2 separate regions of the Mus musculus genome follow, and region 2 is linked to region 1. The links are chromatin loops, found by intact Hi-C in ENCODE. Cell type or tissue: heart. All regions are shown on one strand.

Region 1 (4,000 bases):
TACTACAGCCCAGTGGAAGGCATGGGTTGTGGGCTCAAGACAGATACATGAAGTTTGCTTTGTTTTTGTTTTTGTTTTTGTTTTTAAATAAACATTGAGTAACAGGCAGGGGCACCTGGCCAGGTCCTAAAGGTCACCCCAGCCCTGCAGGTATTCAATCCTAGCCAGAAGGACTCCTGAGAGCAGCCTATCACTGTGAGGACAGGAAGATTCATACAGGAAATTGAGAACACTCAGAAGGGCCCTACTGAGCCCCACTGTGTTCTTGGCTAATTACTTATCTATTCAATAGAAAAGGAATATTGAACTAATCACTACCAGAGCCATCAAAGAGAAACCACAGAGACAGGGCAGTCCTACAGCCCAGAGTGCTGTGCTCCAGGCGGTCCACGCTGCCACGGGTTCCCATCTGCAGCCTCCCAAGGTATCTGTGAGGGCAGGCTGGCCCAGAGCCAATCCTAAAAGAGAAATACCCTTTATATGTTCTTTCTCTGACTAGGCAATTAATTTAATCTAAGATTTAATGAAAGACCCCAGAAGGGAAGGGGTGAACGCACACGCTGGGCTGTCACCATGCCATCTCCACTTCTCTCCGGGGACCATGAGGCTTTCCAAGCCATCTGCTTTAAATCCTCTTCCCACAGATGTCACCACAGGGCACCAACACCTCTGAGGAGGGGGCTGGTGCCAAGCCCGACCGACAGTTCCAGAGGGTAGGCTGGGCTCATCACTGTCTAGTCCATAGTCAGGGTCCAGCCTGGGACTTGCCGCAAAGAGCAACAAATGTCCCTAAGCCATGGAACTCTCCCAGAGCCCCTCCTTGATCACTCACTCATCCCACATTTCCCTATCCACACCAGATCTGATCCAGATTCCTAACTGGTTTTTACCTGTTGAATGTTTAGGAAGCATCCTTGCCTTTCCACAAAGACACGGGCCCACCCTAGAGGGGACAGTTACGTTCCCAGAGCTGTGGTGAGAGAGTGGGGATGTGGCTCCATTTCCCCAGCATAGCTAAATCTTCCCCGATCCACAGGTACTACTGACAGCCAGTCACAGCAGCAAAGAAAACCTGCTCCATATTTGTGGGTAGCAAAGCCGGCTTCTTTTTAAGAAATCGCAACCTATCCAAGTTCACCAAGCAAAAGCAAGCAAAGAAGTAACCACACTGTCCTAAACAGAACACTGAGCAAGCATAACCTGCACGCGTGAAGTGGCCCTGGGCTGGGCCCAGGGTTCCTGCGCCGCAGGCAGCAGGTAGCTGGCGAAGCACCAGCCCCACCCCCGGGGCAGGCCCTGAAGTTGCAGCCCCTTTTTACCTGGACACTGCAGCTATGGGACAGCCGGGAGAAGGGGGACCCCGGAGCTCAGATTCCCGCTGAGTCGTTCAGCAGGAGCGCCTAGGCAGAATGGGACCCCGCTGGGGTGGCGGCGGGGACCGTAGGAGCAGAGCTGGGAGGGAGAGGCGAGCGGCAGGCAACCAGGAGGAGGTAGGCGTGGGAGGGCTTGAGGGAGAAAAGGGGGTGTGCGGGCAGGCTTCTAGGGTGCAGGGCTGAGAAAGGGGAGACGGATCGGAGGGCAGGGACCCCTCTCCAACGCGGGGAGGGTATGGGGAGAGGTGGCAACTGGGGAGCGCGTAGATAAGGGAAAGAGCTTGGTGGCAGGGCTCACACCCGCTGCTTGGAAGCCCGCCCCTGCCTCCGGATCTTGGCATCGCGGACACCTCTCCGGGGTCGCCCCCCAAGACCCTAGACACAAGCCCGCCTTGCGAGAAGCCTCACAACCGCTGGGACCCGGCGCGCACCACACTCACCGCCTACGGTCCCGGCCTCCGTCGCTGTGCGTAGGGATCTCCACCCGCAGCCAGCTCCTCCTGGCGGGAGTGCAGGCGGCGGTGGCGCGCGCAGGCCGCCAAACTCGGGGTTCCGCAGCGCCCCCTACCGGGACCGCCGGGTCCCTGCCCGGCCCGACGCGCTCAGGGCGCCCTGGAGCTCCGCCCCGCAGGCGGCCGTGCGGGACCAGCAGGCTGCGGCGACCCGCATCCCGGGCCTTGGAGGCACACATGGCCTGGAGTGTCCAAACAGTCATCCAGACAGGCTCCGGTCGCGCCGTCCGGGTCCGGGAAAGCGCGCGCACTCGGAGCGCACAGGGCCTATGCTCCTCCCTATGCCGGACTTAGGACCCGGGAGGGTGCCATGGCCCCAGGACACTGCCCTGGACCCGTCCCAGCCTTGGCTAGGGTGCTTTGTGACTGCGTGCCTAACTCCGCGCCGCGGATCTAGCTGCGGATGTGGGTCCTGCGGTGCCTCGTGGACTCAAAACTGGCATATCCTAGCCACCGTGCCACCTCCACCCAAGCGCCTGTCCCGCGCTTCTCTTCCGGCGCGGGCCACATCCGGCCTGTGTCTACTCTAGACCTGGCAGTAGTTTTGTCCCTAAAGGCCTGCAGGCATCCACCCTTGAGAGGTCGTGGCTGTGTCACGGGGGCGTTTCTGCATGACCCCAGGGCTGCCAGCCAAAGACCCGCGCAGCACTCGTTCTATAAAGCTGTGTTTGTGGGTCTTTTGTTGTTGTTGTTTCAAATGCTGTAAAAAAGGATCTCACCAACCACAATTGTGAGATTGCCTTTGTTGTCAGTTCTGGGACTACAGTGACACCCTTGTGCCTCTCTCAACTGCAAAAGAGGTGCGGTTTTGAGGGTAGCGCATCACTTGATTTTCCCTAACTCATTCGATAGTGACTAAATCAAAACACTTTATATTTTATCCATATTTTTACCTCCAATTTCTCCCCTCAAATCAGCTAGATTCTACTTCCCTAGCCTGCATTCCATTTACCCCCATGGTCCAGCCATCTGGAATGCCTTCTCTGTTCAATGCCTTGATGGCCAGCTGGCACTTGCCTGAGGACACTAGTTACTATCCCTCTCACCCAATTACCCAGGCTCAACACCACCTTCAGCCTGCTTATCCCTTCAGTACTAGCGACAGCTTTCTCCAATACGTGAGCATGAAATCTCACTCCCCGTTAAATTCCTACTTGGGCTGGCCCTCAAGGACCACCACAGTCCAGGCATCCTATCCAACACAGACTCTTCCTTCTCGCCACGGACTCTTGACAGTTCTGCTCTAATTCCAAGTTCCACTCCTTCACAAGTCACACAGGCTGCAGATGACAGACAACTCCATCCACACTAGCCCAAAGCAAAATACATACATACATACATACATACATACATACATACATACATACATACATACATCAGAAAAGGGGGTTAGGGCAGGGCTTGTCAGCTTCAGGCCTGGAACTTGACCCCAGATGCTCAGCTTTGCTTTCTCTCAAGTCTACTACCCTTTCAGGAACACGGGAGTCTCCAGCCGACGCAGGCTCGCAACTCTGCCTCCACCACAAACCCAGCCTCTCTCTGCAAACTACCCAGGCCTGATTTTGTTCTGGATGGAGCCCTTGTGGGTCTGTGCCACATCTTCTGTAACCCATAGGCGTATGTTCCCTTTCTTGGCTACTTACTTACCCTTCCCATGGGATATGTAGACAGTCTTAGGTTCAACATGACCACAAGAGGATGAAAGGTGACTCGGGCATCATTTCTCTACAAAAATTTGCCACTATCCCACTCGACTGGGGTATTCTCCACTATTCTTCTGGAAGTGGGAACAGGTCTCCTCTGCCTGAATCTTCCTCCACGCGGCACTTAGAGTTTCCATCGTTGCACCTTCCTACAATCCAGGTTAATACCGGATACCACGATCATCTTTCCCTCTTTCCTTCAACCTCTATTCCCTGAACACTTCGACATTTTTCCCACTCTGGAGAAAGCATTCCACCTCCTTTCCTGAGGGTCTTTAAGGGTTGAAGGGTTTCCAGGGAAGGGAAAAGGAGAGGTTCCTACAGGGGAGAATGGCAAGCCTCCCTCTGCAGTGATAAAATAGGGTATCTGTCTGAGGCAGCTGGAGCCACTTGGCTAATGGCTGGGGAGGCA
Region 2 (4,000 bases), 210 kb before region 1:
GCTGGCCTTACTGGTGTATTCCTCAAAACAAACTTTGACACACACAAACACACTCTGAAATCACCATAAAAGCACAGTACCGGAAATGCATAAGCCAGCAACACAGTTGTTACACTTTGAGTCTGAAATGTCCTCCCCAGGATCCTGGTCCCTAGCTGGTGGTGCCATTTCTGGAGACTGGTGGGCCTGGACGTAGGCTCCTGGAGTGGGCCTTTGAGGCCTGCTTTTAGTGGAGACCTTTCTGCTTCCAGATCCACCAAGATATGGACAGACCACCCGTACGTTCCCATGCCTTTCCTTCAGTGGTGGATCCTAGCCCCTGAACTTGTAGGCCCAAATAAATCCCCCTTCCTTCATTCTGTCTGGTATTTGGCCATGTAATGAGAAAAAGTGACCCAGTTAGTACTTTATGGTCATTATCAAGTATTGTGCAATACGCAGAATTGTGTTGCCCTGTTTTTATATGGGTGTGTATATATAGTGTATACAGTGATGTAGAAGTGCTCACACTAGCGTGACCTAAGTCCTGAGTGACATTGGCCTTGACGTTCTGATGGCAACTGTGTCACTAGGTGCTGAGAATTTTTCAGCTCCATTATACCCTCATGGGGCCTTCCATCTATATCCAGTATGTCATTGATCATATAGCACAAGACCATTCATACAGTCCTTTCCTTATGCTGAACAATGCCTTCTGTCTCTGGCATCTGGAAAGTTCTCAGTAAGGTCCTACTCAAGCCCCAGTCACCTGATCCTGATTTCAGATCTGCTTGGAAAGCAGGGCTGTTGAAGAAGAGGGTCAGGGTGGCTTTTGAAGGAACTTTAGGGGTTTTCCTCATAAAAATAAGAAAGGGCTCAGCAGGAAAACCCACAGATATCCTATACTAAGAAGACTTGGAAAGGCCAGCGCTTTTTAAAAATTCTGGGGGAAGTGCCTTGTGTAGGCAGCCAGAAGCCACTTGCTCTTCAGAGAACTGCGAGTGGATGGAGCTATGTGAGTTGACTGAAGGACTTCAGTAGGGTCTGCAAGTGGGCCCCATGGGGATCCCCTCTCTCTCCCAGCCTGGACATGTACAGCCAGGACGCATTTCCATGTGGTCCGATTTCTTTTCCTTCACTTAGGTTCCCAATTCCTTCTCCTTCCATTAATGGGTAGCTAGTTCCTCTCCCCAGCCCCACCTTTCTAAAGAGACTTCCCATTTCCACGACCAAACATCCATCCTCACTTGTCAGTGTTCATGCTAAAAGGTCTGCGTGCTGGGAGTGGCCTCAGTCTTGGGCAAACTGGGATGTTGGTCAGGCTGGATGGCAGATTGTATGCTCGGTGGGTGTCTCACCTTGATGTCACTATACAGTTGCTTGGAGGACCGTGCTGGGGAAAGGGACCCTGGGCTTCACTCTTCTCGAGGGTCCTGCTTCACGTCAGAGGCTGAGTTGAGGATGGATTTTCCCAGAGAGCAGGCCAAGACCTGAGTGGCTGTGGGGTTGACCAACTGGAACAATGAAGGGATCTTTGAAGAAAGGACAGACACACAGACATGCATACAGAAACTCTGAGATCAGGTGGGCTGTATGCTTTGATGGAGACACACCAGCAGCTGCCCAGAAACAGGGCATTTATTTTATACATCCAAATTGAGGAGATGGATATCTGTCTGTCTGTATGTCTGTCTTAATGAGGAAGCAGATCTAGCTTATCCTGGTAGGAGGTCTCTATAGGGTAGCTGTCTCAGGCTGTACACACTGGGGAGGAGGAAGCCGTAGTGCATTCTTTTCTGCTCATACTATCAACATCTGCACAAGGGTAAAGGGAAGGTTTCATCATTCCCATGCATCTGAGGCATTAGGGTTTGTGACACAGCTGTGCTCATGTCCACAGCACATGCTCACCAAGGACTTCATCCCACAGAGTAGCAGTGAGGCCCCAGGCAAAGAGATGCAGAGGTCTGAGTCTGTCTCTCACCAGCACTGGGGTGCAGAAACTGTCATATTAAGTGTTAAGAAATGACCCCATGGACAGAAGAGACCATTTTAATAGGCCAGGAGCTTGAACAAAGACATACGGTGGAGAAAGGGCTAGCTGGTGTCTGTGGGAGTGGTGACAGCCGGCCCCTCCCTAAACTCAAATGTAAAGGACAAGAATACAGATGGAATCCTGTATATTATGTGTCTGGGTATTTGAAAGCTGTAAGCAGGGCTAAAGGTCTTAATTAAATATGTTCTCTTTGCCTCTTGTACGTGGTCTCAGGTTGGTTGACTGTAGGAGAGAAAGCAGCCATCTCAGAGATGTGTCAGCTCCTCTCTGGCAGTGCCTGGCTGCTCCTGTGACGTGAGTAACCTTCTATGGCTGACATGCCATTTCCTTGCCCTACCATTAGGGGGACCAGGGTGTGTAGCTGATTGCCCAGACTTTGGGCTTTTGCTATTCTACAGCAGAGGGCACTGAACGAACCTGATCTCTGCAGACACTGGTTTGTCCTGAAGATTCTGGCTCCCATCTAAGCTCTGGCCTTCTCCACATGTCACCCTTTTGGGGGGGTGGGTGCATTTCTTTGACTCATCTTTCATCTCTGGAACTCTGGCTTCTTTCTTATATAAGCTTCATGGGAGACATCTTTCATTTCCGGTATGAATCATTCTAAAACCAAAAGATGATCCCTGGTCCTTCCTTAACCCTAGCGTCTCAAATCCAACCCAACACCAAGTCCCACTGATTCTACCTTCTAAGTCTCTCTCAGCTTTTCTCCTTCTTCCCCATTGCCACTGCAGACATACAATCTAAGTCACTATCACCTTTAGCTCAGTCACTTCCTAACAGCTGTTTCTAGCCATCACCGTCCACCAAGGCATTTTCTACATTCAGCCAATGTGGCTTGCTTTTTTTTTGAAACAGGGTTTTTCTATCTGGCTGGCTCGAAACTTAATATGTAGACCATGCTGGGGCTTGAACTCAGGGGGCTTCTCTTTCCTCTATTTCTCCCTTTCTCTCTCCCTTCTTTTTTCTTCTTCTTTCCATCCTTTGGATTGAACCCAGGGGCTCACACATGCCAGGCAAGCACTGAGCCACGTCTCTAACCTAAGTGCCTCTGGGTTGCTCTTCATACAAGACCCAGATCTACAGCACAAAGGCCCTGCATATCTCAGCCCTTTGTCATCCCTATTGATCTCAAGCCTGGCTCACCTGCATTCTGGTCAGGACCGGCCTCCCATGCAAGGCGATCTCTCCAGAGGCGGACCTCAGCACACACCATTCCAGGGCCCAGAACTCCTCTCCTTGCTACCTGTTACTCAGCTCACATGTCACTTCTTCAAGGCCAGTTTTTCTTAAGGTTTAAACTAGGGCAGTGGCTTTCAACCTTCCTAAGTCTGTGACCCTTTAATACAGACCCCATGCTGTGGTGATTCCACTGCTCCTTTCTAACTATAATTTCACGAGTATTATGAATAGTAATGTAAATATCTGATACACCGGGTATCTGATACGTGACCCCCAAAGAGGTCACGACCCATAGGTTGAGAATGACTGGACTAGGGCATGGCCTGCTAGCACCAGGCAGTAAGCGCCTCTTCTTCACAGCACTTTACAGTGGTTGCAATTACTCATTTTCTGGTGTGTTTCTCTCCGGATCATGCAAACCGCTTTCTGCTTCTCCTGGATTCTCAGGACCTAACTCAGCTGTGCTTCAGGGACTTGGTGCCAGTCTCATTTGAATCTCTGAGCATGTGGCTAGCGGTCTGTAGGCAGCCCCATTCTTCCAACTGCTCAAGTTTGAAAACTTAAAGCGTTAGCCTTGCTTCGTTTTTCTTATGTCCTGGCACCTAACCAACACCACCAACAACTATTAAAGCTATCTTCAAAGTCCACTCAACGTCTTCAGCGTTGTGTGCTTCCTAACGGAAGAAGAGGGTTCCACTGAGGAAGACTTCTTGGCAATTCCTACATTGTGAACACCTCATTTCCTTATGGCTAAATTTAAAAGGGGGAGGAATGGCGTCTACT

The links. A loop is a pair of places that touch in the nucleus more often than their neighbours do. Peaks named below come from ENCODE experiments on the same cell type or tissue, not always from the same donor. Only the 100,000 strongest peaks of a DNase experiment are listed, where the experiment ranks them.
Region 2: it touches region 1 in a loop (4-fold over the local background); 1 of 42 quality-filtered maps calls a loop at or near these places.

What each region holds. Positions count from the first base shown.
Region 1 is chr9:96,887,546-96,891,545 of GRCm38, forward strand. It overlaps Pxylp1 (2-phosphoxylose phosphatase 1), which reads right to left and starts at 1,929. Exons shown (of 6, transcript NM_001289647.1): 1 at 1,814-1,929. In heart, a CTCF peak has its summit at 1,938 (motif pointing left); DNase peaks (open chromatin) are centred at 1,396, 1,876 and 2,266; H3K4me3 peaks cover 2,548 bases; H3K27ac peaks cover 2,473 bases.
Region 2 is chr9:96,673,265-96,677,264 of GRCm38, forward strand. No RefSeq gene overlaps it. Among named protein-coding and RNA genes, the nearest start is that of Rasa2, 44 kb to the left of the region's middle. In heart, a CTCF peak has its summit at 2,369; a DNase peak (open chromatin) is centred at 2,367.